2 separate regions of the Homo sapiens genome follow, and region 2 is linked to region 1. A link is a loop called in an ENCODE intact Hi-C map of the cell type or tissue named here. Cell type or tissue: heart left ventricle. All regions are shown on one strand.

Region 1 (8,000 bases):
CAAATAGTGTTATTTCATGTTAATACTTCCCCAGAGCCACCATCCTTTTTTGAGTCTGCAAAGTGATTTAATTTTGATCTTTTAGAAATGTTCTTTTCTCCTGAGAAAAAAATTTGTCATGGAAACAGTGGCAAATGCAAAAAGGGTGGGCATTTACAGTTTCCCAAACTGTTAGAATTCTCAAATTCTGTCCCTGTTTTTTATGATGATGGGGGCACAAGGACAGGGATATGGACCGAGGGAGTGTTTGCACCAAGAAGAATATCTAGAAGAGAGTTCTGTACATTTCAGTCTGAATTTCACTGGGTATATGTCTTATGGGGAGAGACTAAGATGTAGAAACAGAGAGAAGAGACCACTGGTGAGAAGATGAGGCCATTCCTAAGATTTTTAATATAAATTTATAAACATACAGGTGTATGTGTATATATATATGCTTTGCACACATATGTATTTATGTGTTGTGTATACATATGTCTGTGCATGTATATGCATATACACACATATATACATACATTACATACATACACACATATGCATACTTTTTCCCACTGAAGTTGTTGAAACTCTTGAAAGTTGGACTTGAGTAATCAAAAGCAGTGCTTATTCTTTTCCATTCAGTACCAAGGAAATCATATTTACCACGGGTCCAGAAAAGTCTTTTCTCTCTTTCTCCTCCCCACTACCCACCAGTCCCCACTCCTTTTGCACATGCTATTTGGTCACTGGCCATCCCGAGTGGCTCATCTAGACAGGGGTATGTGGCCAGGAGAGGTTAGGGGTCGAGATAAGGTGGATGTTTGCTGTAAGGCAGTGCCTTCCTCTCCTTCTTAACCTGGGGTTGTGCTTCTGAGCATGTGAAATGTATTGTTCCTTAGTCCGATTTCCCAAATACAACCTGAAAATGTGAATGTAAATGCCTCTGTCCTTTAGCCAGACGTCTAGAGGGCTATCTGAGGGCCTCAGAAGTAAAACTGACCTCCCCAGGGAAACTAGGCTCTCAATTCCTTTCTTAATTCTCTGTAGGATAATAAAACATGAAGTGGAAGATCTTCTAGACCAGCACCTTAAATTTGCAGATGAGAAAGTTGGAACCCAGAAAGGCTGAGAGGCTCAAGGTCTCACAACTGTTTATGCTCAACTGGGAAATGAATTTGTTTCTCTGGCCCATCAGGTCAACATTCTTTCCACTCAGCTATGCCGCCTCCTACCTCCTGAAAAGATTCTAGCAGGACCCTCTGATGAAAAGGACCTTATCTTTTTATATCTGCTGTTTAAAGCTTTTTTTTAAAATCATCGCACGATTTTATGAGTTAAGTTATGTACATAAACAAATACTATTACTTATTACTTGTTTACTATCGCCCTTCTTTTGGACATCAGAAAACCGAGGGTCTGAGTTGCAGCAACTCCCACAGAATCTCAAAAATGCACCCAGACTGCTCCTGCTTGCAGGACAAACACTCAGTACAAGCTTCCGATGAGGAATGTGGCTGTTGCAAGAACAGGACGCCACGATTCAATCCCTTCCCACGGCTGGCCCTGGCTGCCCACTCACATCAAGCAAGGGCACAGCATCCCTTCCGACAGCCTGACCCCCGCCCCCAGATAAACCGACATGTGGATTGCCAAAGGCATTTATATGCGATGGTGCTAAGACTGCTTGACGCTAACACCACACTTTGATCATTCAGTCAAATCAAAAAGCATTTATTAAGCATCTGTGTGAGGCTCCCTGCCGGGGCTTCTCTTTGTATCCCTAGCATTCACACTTCCCTGCTTTTCTTCTGTATCTCTTCACCCCTGCCCAAGAAAACTCCCCTATCCACAGGAATCTCACTGCTGGTGTTATCATGTCTTACCCAGAGTGGGATCCCATTTTGGTTCCTCCCAAGATGCTATTCAATGTCCAGGATGGAACTTTGAGAGTGGACCGGTCCTCTCTCCATTGTAAAATCTACCCATCCATCTCTGCTTCCTGGAGATTCTGTGTGAGGAGCACCTTAGTTAGGAATCAGAGCAAATGGCGATGAAATTTCAGTCTGTGTTCTTCTTTCAGAATGCAGAGTGAACATTTAAGAGGGTTTTTAGAAAAGCAGTTTACAGCCAGTAATTGGAAGCGTTGAAGTGTTTTTGCAAGACCAGTATCTCAGATTACAGATTTATGATTTGCTTGAAAATAATCATTTATTTTAGGCTTGAACTTTAAAAAGAAAAAAATAAAAGCTTAGAATGATTTTCTTCAAGTTTTCTATGACATTCTTTACATCAGGAAGAGATGAGGGAAGGCAAGATGGAGGTTTTAGAGAGAACGGGGTTCCAATGTTATTTTCCCCTTGGTTCATTTATGAGACTACATTTTCCTAGCTGCATACGCTATTTCCATTGTATGACTCACACAGACAATTTACTACATTTAAAATTGTGTCAAATTCTTTCTGAAAAGCTTGGGTCAAATACACATACTATGTATACAGTTGGAAATTCTTCCTCATAGATCCAGCTCATGGTATGGATGTTGTATTTGTGTCCTCGTAGCCATGGCAACTAGAAAAGGGTTAAGCCAGGGCCTCAGAAAACCCAGAGGCTGTGCAGTAAAATATCATATGTGTGTATATACTTCCTAAAATATACTACTCAAATATGGATTAAGAAATCTTAAAACCACTGTCTTAAAATTAATTTTTCATTCCTAGTATGCATGTTATTGCCTAAAAAGGATACTCTCAAAACAATCTCTTTCACCTCACTCCTTTTCTCTCTAAATTGTCATCTAATGACCATTTATCTCAAAAGACAGACTATGTAAATCCATGAGAAGTGCTTTGGTTTTTAGATATGGATGAGAGAAATACCAATGAGAATATGAATGAAGTTGTTTTCTGGCTGAAACAAACTGTCTTTTTTAGATCTCTCTTTTAAATCCATTTATATGAGAGTAATAAAACATTCTTCTCCATTTATTTAAGAACTTACTAAATAAACTTGGGCAACCCTGAACAATGCCAAGATGTTAAACATTCACCAGCTCTAAGAATTCAGACTCTTCTTTGTGTTGGCTGATGGCCCTCAGGTCCCTGACTACCCCTTTTAATTTTCTTACACACTTTACCCTGTGAGATAAATTTTAAGAGTTTATCCTCAAAATAACACTGGATAGGAGTACAGAATGCAATTCTGTTTTTTTTGTTTGTTTGTTTTCTGAGACAGAGGCTCACCCTGTCACCTAGGTTGGTGTGCAGTGGCGCGATCTCAGCTCACTGCAACCTCTGCCTCCCAGGTTCAAATGATTCTCCTGCCTCAGCCTCCCAGGTAGCCAGGATTACAGGCACTGGCCACCATGCCCAGCTAATTTTTGTATTTTTAGTGGAGATGAGGTTTCACCACATTGGCCAAGTTGGTCTTGAACTCCTGACCTCGTGATCCGCCTGCCTTGGCCTCCCAAAGTGCTGGGATTACAGGCGTGAGCCACTGTGTCTGGCAGGGAATGCAATTCTTATAAGGCCCAGAGCCATTGCAGCATTGGATAAAACACCATCTTTTATATCCATACATCTTTCTTATTTACATTTCCAGGTGCAAAAGGAGGATGGGTAAAAAAACTTTCACTAAGTGGTTCTCTGTCCCACTGCCCATTTCGTAAGGATATCAGAGAAAGTATTAATACATCCCCTGGTCTAAAATGCCTGGCTTAACTTTTAACCTTTGACACAGTATCAAAGTTTTCCACACCCTTTATTTATTTCAAGATATTTCTCTGTAGGAAATATATTTTATAATGAAATAATAAATAATAAATCATAAATGGCTTTATGATTTTATAATAAACATAAATTTATGGGAATATATTTAAATGTTCACTTCCAACCTTTGATACCATCTCATATTTAATATCTAAGAATCAAAAAAAATTTCAGGGTCAATATCCTGGCCCTTCTTCTGCCATCTGGTGGAGAAATAGAGAAGCAGTGAAATTGATGCATCAGGAGTTTCTTCAGAGTCCTTAAATGCATCAGTCAGCGAATGCTTGTGGGGTATTATTATTATTTATTATTATTATTCATCAAACAGTACTCATCAAGACACTTGGCATCATTAAACGTCATGCTCTGCAAAGTAGCCACATTCAGTCTCTGTCCCCAGAAGAACTATGAGGCATTACATGATTGAAAGCTCCCGGACGATTTAGTTATTTTCAAGCAATCAGTTCAACACACAGTGTAAGGAAAGGACTCCTTAAGACTATGAGGTTGGCATTTAGGTCATTTTAGCAGTAATTTGCTTTATAATGATATTCTGACCCCAAGATGCTATGCTTTTCTAAGCACTTCTAAAGAGAAAGAAAGAAGGGAAGGAGAAAGAGATGGATGCAACTCTCTAATGCCTTACAAATCCCCAAAATGACATTTTAGGTTCATTTTTAAGGCCATTTAAGAGTGTCAGAAAGACTCTTTATGAGCAAAAATAACATCTCCATGAGGTATCTGCACTTTAATCAAATTTATTATAGTTTACAGAGTATGGAGAGAAGAGATGTAATAACAAACATCCTAACTGCCACAGATTTGAGGCAAGTGACAGCCTCCTCAAATTAACTTCAACAAAATGATGTTCCAAGCCTGTTGAATTGCCCCATACATAGCCACATCTGAATTCCCATCTTCTTGCCAAAATCCATAGAAAAGGGGCAGCCATAAATCATGTAGGAAATACATTGATTGCTATTAAATATCCTGTATATTTCATGGAAATGTGGCTCTTTATGCTGATGGATTCTGGCTGAAGGCACTCAAGACCAAAGGACCATGCTGTTTTGTATTGAAAGTGGCTATTGGCTTGGTCCATTGCCACCTGCTCTTTGGTTTTAAAAGGGCATTGAAATCTAAGGAAGGCCCTTCACAGTGTTCCAGAATCACTACCCGTGACATAAATAGAGAAAAAAGCAGTGCTGATGTAACCAATGCTTTCTTAACTCGATGGGGCTCTCAAAGGGGTTATGGAGCATAGTGAACTCCCACCCTGACTTCCTGCTTCCTCCACTCAGCACCCTCTTGGCCCAAATAACCCTTTGGCTTAAAGAGGGGAGGAAGGCTCCATCTTGAACATTGCCCATTATAAATAATCAATGTGCATATTTTGGATATGCACTGGATATGTGATGCTTTTCTAAACAAGATGAGAATTTATGTACCCCCAAAATAGACACATAAATTACATCCTTTAAAAATACATCCTCTAAGGTTTTTGTTTTCTTTCTTTTTTTTTTCTGTAGCTGCTTCTTTATTTCAACTTCCCCACACACATCCTTGACTGCTGTGGCAATGTGAAAGAAAGGTCAATGCAATTTCACAATTGATTCCTACAAATTCTTTCCCTACCAGAGTGTCCACCAGGGAGATCATGTAACATCTGCCCGTAAGTGGTGGGTTTGGGGGCCATGGAAGAGTAACTGGTGATCACCTGGAGCCTGTATGGGTTTCTTAATATTAGGTTATGTCAGTCTAAACTCATTTCTTTCATTGAAATTGGTACTGTAGTATAAATGCAGTGTATCTAGATGATAGCAAAATTTCCTGAAAGATGAAGGAGAAAAAAATGAACTGAACCCAAATGTGCTGGATTTGGGATAGATAGATAGATACCAAAAGAGGGACATTTCCAGTAGAAAGCTAAACCATTCTGTTCTTTTTTCACATTTTAATTAATAACTTGAAAGAAATATAAAAGGCATGCCTTTAGAAATTTGCCCAATAAACATTCAACTGAGGATGCTCTTGATGACAGTCCATGTGCTGGGAGCACAGGCAACGCAGAAAGCCTGACCTTTGGGAGGCTACAGGCTCTTTAATTATGCCAATGCTAGAAAGCAGGAAGAACTAAAGATTGGACAACAGAATCACAAGCAAAAGCCAGGCAGGCATTTTTTAGGCTAAATTTCTCAGAGATGTATGTGGTATTCTAAATTCAAGATCAAAAAATGTAAGAATCCAGCAACAGAAGAAGAATCCTCTTCCAGAATAGGAAGCTATGGTGTTAGCAACTGTTTCATGAAAAAAAACTTAATGGTTTGAGATGACCGATAGAGGGTGACAATGTGACATAGCTCCCCAAAAGACCAGTGCAATCTTGGACTGCATAATATAGATATATGAAACCAGAGCAAATTGGCAACCACTCCTTTATATTTTGTGATGTTTCTAGTGATCTCAGAGTGTCGTATTCTCCAGTGGACACTGCACATTAGTCGGGTCACAGACAAACTAATGCCTTCCCAAAAGATCTACTAAGATGATGATGGACTAGACACTAGAAGCTACTCACCAGCAAATGTTTATTGAGTGCCTACTTTGTTTCAGTCACTAATTTTGGTGCTGGGGATAAATGATGGCTACAACAGACAAGGTCCCTGTTCACATGAGGATGACTACTTAATGGCTAAACAAAAGACAAATACAAAGTTGATAAGATAACTTTATATACTGATAAAACCTACTTTAAAAACCACCAAAAACCATGTCATGTGAAGCCAGTGGGAGACAGAATTGACTCAACATACAATAAAACTGCCTATAAATCTAGTTATCCCAAAGGAAATCAAGGCTACTCCAGAAGAAGATATATTGTCCAATCTACTTACCAAACCAGAAACTGCACAACCTTTTTGATCAGGAGTTGTTGGCCCACAGCTGGAAGGTTCAACCTCTGTGTGTCTTCAGTACTTTGTAGGTGCCACTAGTAGCTCTTCTCACTCAGCCTATGGAGGTGTCATGTCTGTCTCCCCAGCTAGACTGTGAACCTCAGGAGAACTCAAGCTGTGAAAACATATTGTGACTTTCCTCCTAGCGCTGTACATGATCCCAGCAGGCACTTAATAAATGTTCAACAGAAGGAATTAAAGTATCAAGTGAGTAATATGATGGGAAGACTTTTAAGATGCTTACCATCATGTGGTTTTATAAGTTGCACGTATTTCAGGGAGTGGGTTATAGAAAATCTTAATTGTTTACTTGAAAATTTCAACTGGACATCCCTCAAATATATAAAACCCAATAAATTAAAACGTGTATCTCTTTCCCAAAATAATTGTTTCTCTTCTTATATTCAACATCTTATAAGGTGGCATTGTTATTCACTGAAACAAAGGATCTGGGCATCATTTTGGTTGATTTTTTTCCCCTTCCACTCCATAGCCTCTCTCTCTCCAATTCCTGGGTGGTTTCCTTAACTTTGCCTAAACCATCCTCTCCGTCCCCTACAACCTTGGCTCAGGTTGCCGTCATTTTTACCTGGTTTCATAATCAGGAATCATTCAGTCCCAAGTGACTAAAAACTAACTCAAGCTTGCTCAAGCAAAAATAAACTTATTGGCATGTATAACTCTAAAGTCCATCGGTAAACTGGTTTCAGACACAGGGGGATGTAGGCTCTAGACTGTTAGAGGCTCAAGCAATATTAATACAGCTCTGTTTCCCCTTCTTCTTGTTCATTTTCCTGTAAGTATTGGCTTAATTGATCAGGTGTTCTCCATGTACCAGGAAAGATGGCCTCTGGAAGCCGCAAAGCTACATCCTTTTATGAAGAAGAAGAAGAAGGAGGAGAAGGAGGAGAAGGAGAAGAAGAAGGAGAAGGAGAAGGAGAAGGAGAAGGAGAAGGAGAAGGAGAAGGGGAAGGGGAAGGGGAAGGAGAAGGGGAAGGGGAAAGGGAAGGGGAAGGGGAGGAAGAGGAAGAGGAGGAAGAAGAAGAAGAAGAGGAAGAAGAAGAAGAAGAAATTCTATGTCTGGGCGTGCGTATGTGAATTTTCAGTAAAGAAGCTTGATGAATACTGCTTGGATTATGTGCCCACCTGAACCAGGGATGGGTACTGTAATGGGTTGAGTTTGGGTCATTTGTCCACCCTTGTGTGAGTGGGCCAGGCAATGAGAGACAGGTGACTCTCTTCCAAAGGAACAGATGCTAGACAAAAAAACAATAGCTATTCTGTACAGTCACGCTCTCTCACT
Region 2 (8,000 bases), 260 kb before region 1:
ACTTTTGGTATATATTATTATATTGTTTTCCAAAAGATGTATGACCATTTACAATATGACCATCAATATATTAATACCAGTCGAGTGATGCAAAGTAGACAGCATTGCACATAATGACTAAGGTTTTCTGTTAGTTAAATGGGTATATAATGATTCAGTATTATTGCTTTACTTTCCAATGCTTTGACTTGTGCCTAAGTTGAACATTGTAAATTTATGTAGAATTTAAAGTTCTCTTTTAAATGATTGTTAAAGCAAACTAAATATAGACTGAGAATATATTCCATATTTGAGTCCTTGTGGACAGACTGCAACCAATTTAATAGGTAGACAAGATTGAAAACCTAACTTAGGAGTATGCACCTGTAACAATAGCTGAGTCTTGGCCAATCCTAGCAGCCATACTTCAACCACTCATACACTGCTGAGTGTTCAAACTGTGTTCAAGTAAGGCAAATGCAGAGTTGTAACCAATCCAACTGTTTCTGTATGTCACCTTTGATTTCTGTATGTCACTTCCCTTTTTTTGGTCTATAAATTTGTGTTCTGACTACGAGGCACCCCTGGAGTCTCTCTGAATTGGTTGTGATTCTGGGGGCTACCAGATTCATGAATCATTCATTGCTCAATTAAACTCCTTTAAATTTAATGCGGTTGAAGTTTTTCCTTTAACATGACGTATTTGTTCGTATCCTTTGCTGGACTTCTTTTAGAGGCTCATCCTGAGCTTTGGAGTCGAGGATTTGAATCCCAACTCTGCTATTTACTACCTGTGTGATCTTAAGCAAGTTAGTAAACTTTCCCAGTCTCTGTTTCCTCCTCTGGAAAGTGAGGATAGTCATGTGTCTCTCATAGAGTTGTTGAAGGATTCATCAGGATGGCACATGTGCAGAAGTACTGAGCACACACATTAAAATGACTCATTAGTTGTTAGTCACGCTACATGGGTTTGGTTTGTTGGTTGGTTTTTACCCCAGTCTGATCCCTCAGTGGCTTTCCTGTGCCTCTGGAGATAAACCCTTCTTGGCCTCTCAGTAGCCTGACCACCTCTCTTGTCTATGCTCATTCTGCCAAATCCACCCTTCACGGGAAGTGTCTCAAATATTTCTCTGCTTCAGAATTCTATCTATGCCTTCCTACCAGCAGTCCCTCTACTCATTGACCCCACCAAACTTCTTTATCTAGAAAACTCTGAATCACCCTTTAAAACATAGCCTCCAGAAGCTTCCCTGCTCCTCCAGCCTCCCTTTACTCCTCTCTCTTCCGTAGACCCATGTGTATCTCTCTATAGCATTTACTGAACTATACTACATTGTCAATTGACTTGTTATTTTCCTCAGATAGACTCTAAACCTCATGTGAGTAAAAACCATGTTTTATTTGATTTTACAGCCTCACTTGTAGCACAGGGCTTGCCATGTGGAAAGTGTTCAATAAATATTTGTTGAATGAATGAATCAGTACCTACATTACTCATCAGGCATGGATCCAAATGTCTCAAAGAGGAAAGAAAAGTCACTTTCACAGAGCAACCATTTGCCATCACTGGAATTGGTTGGATTTAGAGCAGCATAATGAGAGAAAGGGTTTCACTCAACAAGGGACAGCTGGAGATGTGTAAATTGTGGAACTACAAAATATCTATGTATGTGCTCTTAGTAACCTGCAATCACCAGTCATGGTTCTGAATGATGTTCTAAAACCTCTGAGACATTGCTGTAGGCTACCGTGTTCAACAGTGGGTGATGCATACACTGAGGGCAAACCACAAAGAGGAATCCCTAAATTATGATGGGCAGTGGTTGCATTGAAGGAAGTGATTAATCCCCCAAGATGAATATTTTCAAAGTGGCAACATCTATTTGGATGACTAAGTTCTGATTCAATTGTCTGAAAAATAAAAATTGATACATGCTTTGGCACATCTCTTAAGTGGTTAAAAAATACACACGTAAGGGGCATGGGTAGAGTCTAGCATGGGAAACCTTGGAATAAGCAAAACTAGAGTTAGATCTTGAAAGAAATGGGTAAGTGGGGAGTAAGCTTTTCTAACAAAAATAAGACATGAGGTGGGGAAAGAGTGAGGGGTCAGTTTCGGGTGAAGCAGAGGGGTAAGGGTGGAGTAGGATAGGGGGCTTACAGAGGTGCTAGAAGGCCACCTCAGGAATTCCTTGTTAGTGCAACTGTGCAGCTGAATGAGGGAAAGCCAGGGGCCTACTGCCTTCTAGGATGGGCTCCTAGAAGCAAAGCCTTGGATAGGATTTGGATGTGTGTGCTTTACTGAAGAGGTGTTCTCAGGAAATATCGACTAGGGAGTGAGAGGAGCAAGATAGAAGAGGGGAAGGAACTCAGCGAAGATCAGGTCTCAGGTGGAGATTAACCTCAGCTCTGTCCACTGGGGGGATTGGGTAGTCTCTTCATGAGCCCACTTCAGAATTGTGCCTGTCTTGAGGCCAGGGGGCTGGCCCTTTGTGCCATCACTGGCTGTTGGCCATCCTCAGAGGCAGAGTGCGGTTAACCTCCCCGCTGAGGTGCTCTGGTCAGCCAAGGGCAAACCTCCAGAAAAGGGGAGCAGCTGTGGGTAGAGAACAACCAAATTCTCAGCAGCCAGGAGATGGGAGCCCCACAGGGCAGAGAGGGGATCTGGATGAGGCCCAAACATCTCTATCTACATTCATGGTCACAGCTGATGAATTATTTTCTTCCCATTGCACATGGCTGCATCCCTGCCCCTTTTTAGGACTTTACTCAAATGTCTCCGTAAAGCTGTCTGTGGACTTACCAGTATGGAGGAGTGATCTCTTTCTTTAGATGTCCTAAGATGCTTCATCCATCCATACGTCACCTGCTAGATGGTCAGCTCCCCAGTATCAGGTCCTGTGTCTCATTCAGTTTTGTTGATCCCAGCACGGTGGCCAGCACATGGGCAGCGGGTGGTGGGGGGAGGTTCAGGATAAATGTGGTTAGAATGACAGAATGATGCTGTAGCCCCAAACAGGAAAGACTTCGGCTGTAAATCCATTTTTTTCTAGGTTGGGTCCTAAATGCTCTTGGTTTATTATCAGAACATAGCTCTGCTAAGTCCTTTATAATCTTGCTTTTCCCCCTTGAGCATTAATATAATCTTTTTTCTATCCCTTTGCCTGTGTACTACTAGTACAGCTTGCACAGTCGTGAAATTATAGCAATTCTGGAACGGCAACTTCGGGTGTTTTGTAGGATGCTTTCAGAAGACTAGCTTTTGAGCTACCCAGTGTTCAATCTCGCAGATGAATGTTGGGCCTATGAATTTCGTATTGAAGTGATGTATTTGACATGCCCATGAATACATGCGTCTGCCACACTGTGGCCTGCAGCCAGGCTGCAATGCTGAGCCTGCCTTCTGGATCCTCTTTTGAGAAGTCCCTGTAGAAAGCCTGCTAATTGCTTACCAGCAGTGGAGCAAGATGCCTTGGAAATTGCCCCATTGAACCTTCTTTTGCCCTTCAAAATGTCCTGGTGTTGCCTCTGTACTTCACATACTGAAGAAGGACCATGTAGAGGTCATGTAGGGCTTCCCAAGGCAGCATGGAGCCAGTCACCGTGGCCTGCAAGCTTCAGCTTGCTGAGTGTTTGGTCTCAAGGTGGAGAGTGGTGGGGGTTGGCAAGGAGCCTGTATTCTGGCAGAAGGACAGCATTTTCTGTACATGTTCTTTTGGAAGAACATTCAGGATGGTATGTGTTTCATCACACTATGCAACCTGATATATCCTGGGCAGGCTGGATTCATTATTTACCTTGTATAGTTTAATCAAACCGAATCTCCTTAAAAATGTTATTGGCAGAGGTGGGGAGTAGGTATTCCATGAAGCCTCTGCTGCCAAGTGTTAGAGTGCTTGACTTTTCATAATCCACACCGTCTGAAGGCCAAACATGTCATCTATTCAACTTAAGGGAAATTAAGTGATTCAGAAAAAACAGTGAATTCTGATTTCTTTTCTAGATTGAGGATCTGTATGTGGTCAGGTTTTTTTTTTTTTTTTTTTTTTTTCTTGAACAAAGCTACTTGCTGGCCAGAGAGAGGCAAATAAATAAGTCACTTACCACAGGCAACCAGGGTGCCCATTTGGGACTGGGTGATGTTCGTCGTGATGGGACTAATTAACTCTGGAAATGCTGAACAGGTCATGGTTAAGACCCTTTTGAAATGATTGGTGCCAGGCTTTTCCTGGGCATTAGTCCCTGTCCTCCCCAGATCCCTCACTCCAGCTACTGCAGGATGCAATTGACCAATGGCCAGAGAGACACAGCTGACGCCACGCTGAAGTGCTGAAAGCAGACAGCGCTGTCATTCATCTCTCTTCTGCTCCCGGGGCAAGGGGTGGTGACAGCTTCTTGTTCTTCTCAGGTGCCACCAACCCCCTTTTGATCTTCAGTCTGGTTAAACTAAAAAAATGTTTTAAATGACTCCATCTACTGAGAATTTCAATGTTGGCTCTATTACATTCCTTAATTTACGCTTGTTAATTTTGTCTGACTTGGCTTGCTTAGATTCCTTTGGACATATGATCCTTATGAATAAAACATTCAAGGGCCAAATGTTTGAGTGGGACATCTTGACGTGAATATTCCTGGAGAGTGGCAGAAAGCGTGGATCAGGGCAGGTGCCTCTGTCCCAGAGTGAGACCTAGAAACAGCTGTGGTGTGCTGGAAGGAATCCTCAAACCTGGAGTCTGACGATGTTTAAAGGCTGATTCTGCCACTAATGAGCTACTTGATCAGGCGGATTGCTTCCCCTCAGTTTCTTTAGGAGACGGTGTGCTGTGTAGTACTAGCACTCTCATTTTGCTGTCTCTGGGGGAAGATTATGCATCCTTGTCGCATTGTACTAGGTGTGGCCATGTGATTTCTGGCACCCCTCCCTCCTGCTGGCGAAGGACTATATATCCCTGCCCTATTGACGTCAGGCTTGGCTGTGAGATTTACTTTGGCTGGCAAAAGTGAGTATGAGGAATTGTGCCACTATTGTATAGATGCTTTAAGAGACATTGTGGTTCTGCTATCTCCATTTCTCTCTGTTACTGAGTCCTGGAGCAAAGAAGGCATGGACAAGGGCTGTAGCTGACCCATCATACATGTGTGACATGAGTGAGAAACAAACCTTTGTTGAGGCAAATGCTTAGATTTTTGGGGTTGTACATTGTTGTAGCATCGCTTAGTTTAAACACATTAATGCAACAGGGAATAATGTGATCTACTTGGTGGGCTTTTTATGAGAACTATTTGAGAGAATTAACCAAAAAATGCATTGCTTGCCTATGAGGTCCCAGGTACTGTATTCAAGGTATAAGGGCCACAAAATTGTGTAAGGCATGGGTCATGTCCTTCAAAGAGCTCATAGGAGAAGAGACAGAGATTTCTAAAAGTTATGTCAGTAACATTGTATAGTAGACCTATGCTTTTTGCAAGGCATTCAGACTGGGCCGTCACACATTCTCAAATTAAGGAAAACCTCTTAACATTTGACATCCCCCAGAAAATGCTGAAAGAACAGTGAGTAGAAAACAAAAAAGGCATGATGATGTGGATGCTGGGCAGATGGATGGGACCCCTCAGGAATTGAGTAGCTCACTCATTAAACCTAAGCCTTACAGATCAAAATACTTTATCAAACCCTCATGGAAATATTTTAAGCACGTGGTTGCTTGCAAGAAGTCAAAACCATAAATGTAAATGATCTAAGAACGAAGAGTATGTGGTATTTAACCTGGCAGTACATGACATGCAGTATAGTTTATTGCTTGATAAATGGCTGGTCTAAAATTAGAGAATTGGGCTAAAGTTAGAGAATAAAATTCAAGGAGATCCACGATGTTCTTGTTCTAATCAGAGGTTGTTCAGTTATCCAAAAGAGAAACCCACTCAAAGCAGTTCAGTTTAGAACTGGGGAGTGGAAGGATAAAGGGGAATCTTGTGCACTGGAAAGGCTCCCAGTCTCTGGTACCCCTGTCTGTCTCTCATCTCCATTTCTCACTGAGAATGTCCCATGTTCCTCTCTTGAAGCTAGCTTTCCCAGCAACCCTGCAGCCTCCTCACTCAGTCTTGCCTCCTTCTGCCTTGCTGCTGTGGCTGTGCTGACCTGGCCCCTGTCTATGTGATGATGATGGTTAATTTTATGTGTCAACTTGACTGAGCCATGGGGTACCCAGAGAGTTGGTCAACATTATTCTGTAGGTGTCTGTGAGGGTGTTTCTGGAAGAGAGGAACATGTGAATGTGCAGGCTGGGTGAAGAAGATGGTCCTTCCTAACGCGGGTGGGCCTCATCCCATCAGTTGAAGCTCTGCATAGAACAAACAGGCTGACCCTCCCCTGAGGAAGAGAGACTTCCCCTAGCCTGTCAGCCATTGCCTTTTTTCCTGCCTTTGGATTTCGGGTAGGTCTCTCCTGGGTCTCCAGCTTGCCACCTGCAGATCTTGGGACTTGGTAGCCAACCTCCATAAGCATGTGAATCAATTCTTAATAAAAAATTTCTCTCTCTCTCTCTCTCTCCCCCTCCCACACACACATGATGCATATTTATATCATATATATATATACACAATGAACTACATCCTATTGACTGTGTTCCTCGGAGGAGCTTTTACTAATACAGCCGTTGCATGGATTCAGGCTCACAGATTCCTTGGCTGTACTCTCTAAGTCTCAGTAGAATTCCTGTGGAAGAGTGACTCTGATTTTCTCTCAGCCGGGTGACTGTGGCCCCATCAGCCCTGGAGGGGCATCATGTGGCCTCTGGGAGCCACCCCACTCAGATTAGGGACAGGGCAGGTTCTTGAAGGTATTATGGGTGGAGAACAAATGAGTCACATTCTCTCACAGATTTCCTTTCCAGTTAATAGAACTAACTTCACTTTTATAGACTTGAGAAGAGATTTTTGCACTCTTTATGAGGCCACCATGGGGCTTATATATCTGAGTGTTTCATTTCCCAAAAGGCTGGTACAATAAATGGCTCCCTTCTGACCTTCACTTGCTTTCCAATTAAAAAAAAAAAAAAACAGGAATAGCAACACTTTGAGCTTATTCTTGCAAATGTCCTTTGATGCAGTTTAGGAACAATACTATTGTTCCACCATTGCCCTCCTAGAGCACTGGGCCCGGAATCACCGGGGCCAGGAACCACTAGTTCATTATGGGCTCTTCTCTCTACCAGATATGTGACATGGGGCCTCAGTTTTCTCCTCTGTAAGAGGGGGTTAGCACTCACTGCTGGAGATACAACGAGTGTTGTACAAAGCCTGCTGACAATTTCATTCCATTTAAATGTTAAGATTGTTCAAGAATTCCAGGATATCTTAGCTAGAAGCTACGTTCATTGTAAAGATAATGAAACTGAGACTCAAAGAGACAGTATTATTGATGCGGACATAAACAATGATTCTCACAATTCTCTGGTTTGTTCTGCTCTGACCCTTTCACCTTCCACAAGGCGGTTTGTTTTCTTAGCTGGGAGGGTCAGGGATCCCAGGCTGCCTCACTTCTTTTCTTTTCTCTTTTTCTCTTTTTTTTCTTTTCTTTTCTTCTCTTTTCTTTTTCTTTTCTCTTTTCTTTTTTCCTTCCTTCCTTCCTTCTTTCCTTCTTTCTTTCTTTCTTTCTTTCTTTCTTTCTTTCTTTCTTTCTGTCTTTCTTTCTCTTCCTTTCTTTCTTTCTTTCTCTTCCTTTCTTCCTTTCTTTCTCTTTTTTTTTGTGTGTGTATGAGTGCAGCTGAAGCTAGCAGGTCTCTTCCTCCTTTTAAGGACTTTCTTCCTTTCCCTGGGGCCACTCATTGGACCCCCTCTGAGGTTAGGTGTGCGATCTTCCTCCTTTATAAGGAATCCAGGGCAGCAAGCTGCTCTTCTCAGGGCAGACTTGCCTACGGCAGGCAGGGCTTAGACTCCTATGACAGGAAGAGTCAAAAGCTGTAGATCTGAGTGAGGCTTCAGTCTGTGGCAGGGAAAAGGCACACCACACAGGCGTGCCA

What was found. Peaks named below come from ENCODE experiments on the same cell type or tissue, not always from the same donor. Only the 100,000 strongest peaks of a DNase experiment are listed, where the experiment ranks them.
Region 2: it touches region 1 in a loop (3-fold over the local background); 10 of 110 quality-filtered maps call a loop at or near these places.

What each region holds. Positions count from the first base shown.
Region 1 is chr13:44,046,599-44,054,598 of GRCh38, reverse strand. No RefSeq gene overlaps it. Among named protein-coding and RNA genes, the nearest start is that of NRAD1, 28 kb to the right of the region's middle. In heart left ventricle, CTCF peaks have their summits at 3,950 (motif pointing left) and 6,089; no DNase peak of the experiment used is centred here.
Region 2 is chr13:44,306,874-44,314,873 of GRCh38, reverse strand. It overlaps LOC107984552 (a long non-coding RNA gene), which reads right to left and starts at 3,632. Exons shown (of 3, transcript XR_001749973.2): 1 at 2,783-3,632. RefSeq lists enhancers at 1,707-2,906, 7,552-8,000, 7,751-8,000. In heart left ventricle, no CTCF peak of the experiment used is centred here; a DNase peak (open chromatin) is centred at 4,303; H3K27ac peaks cover 1,859 bases.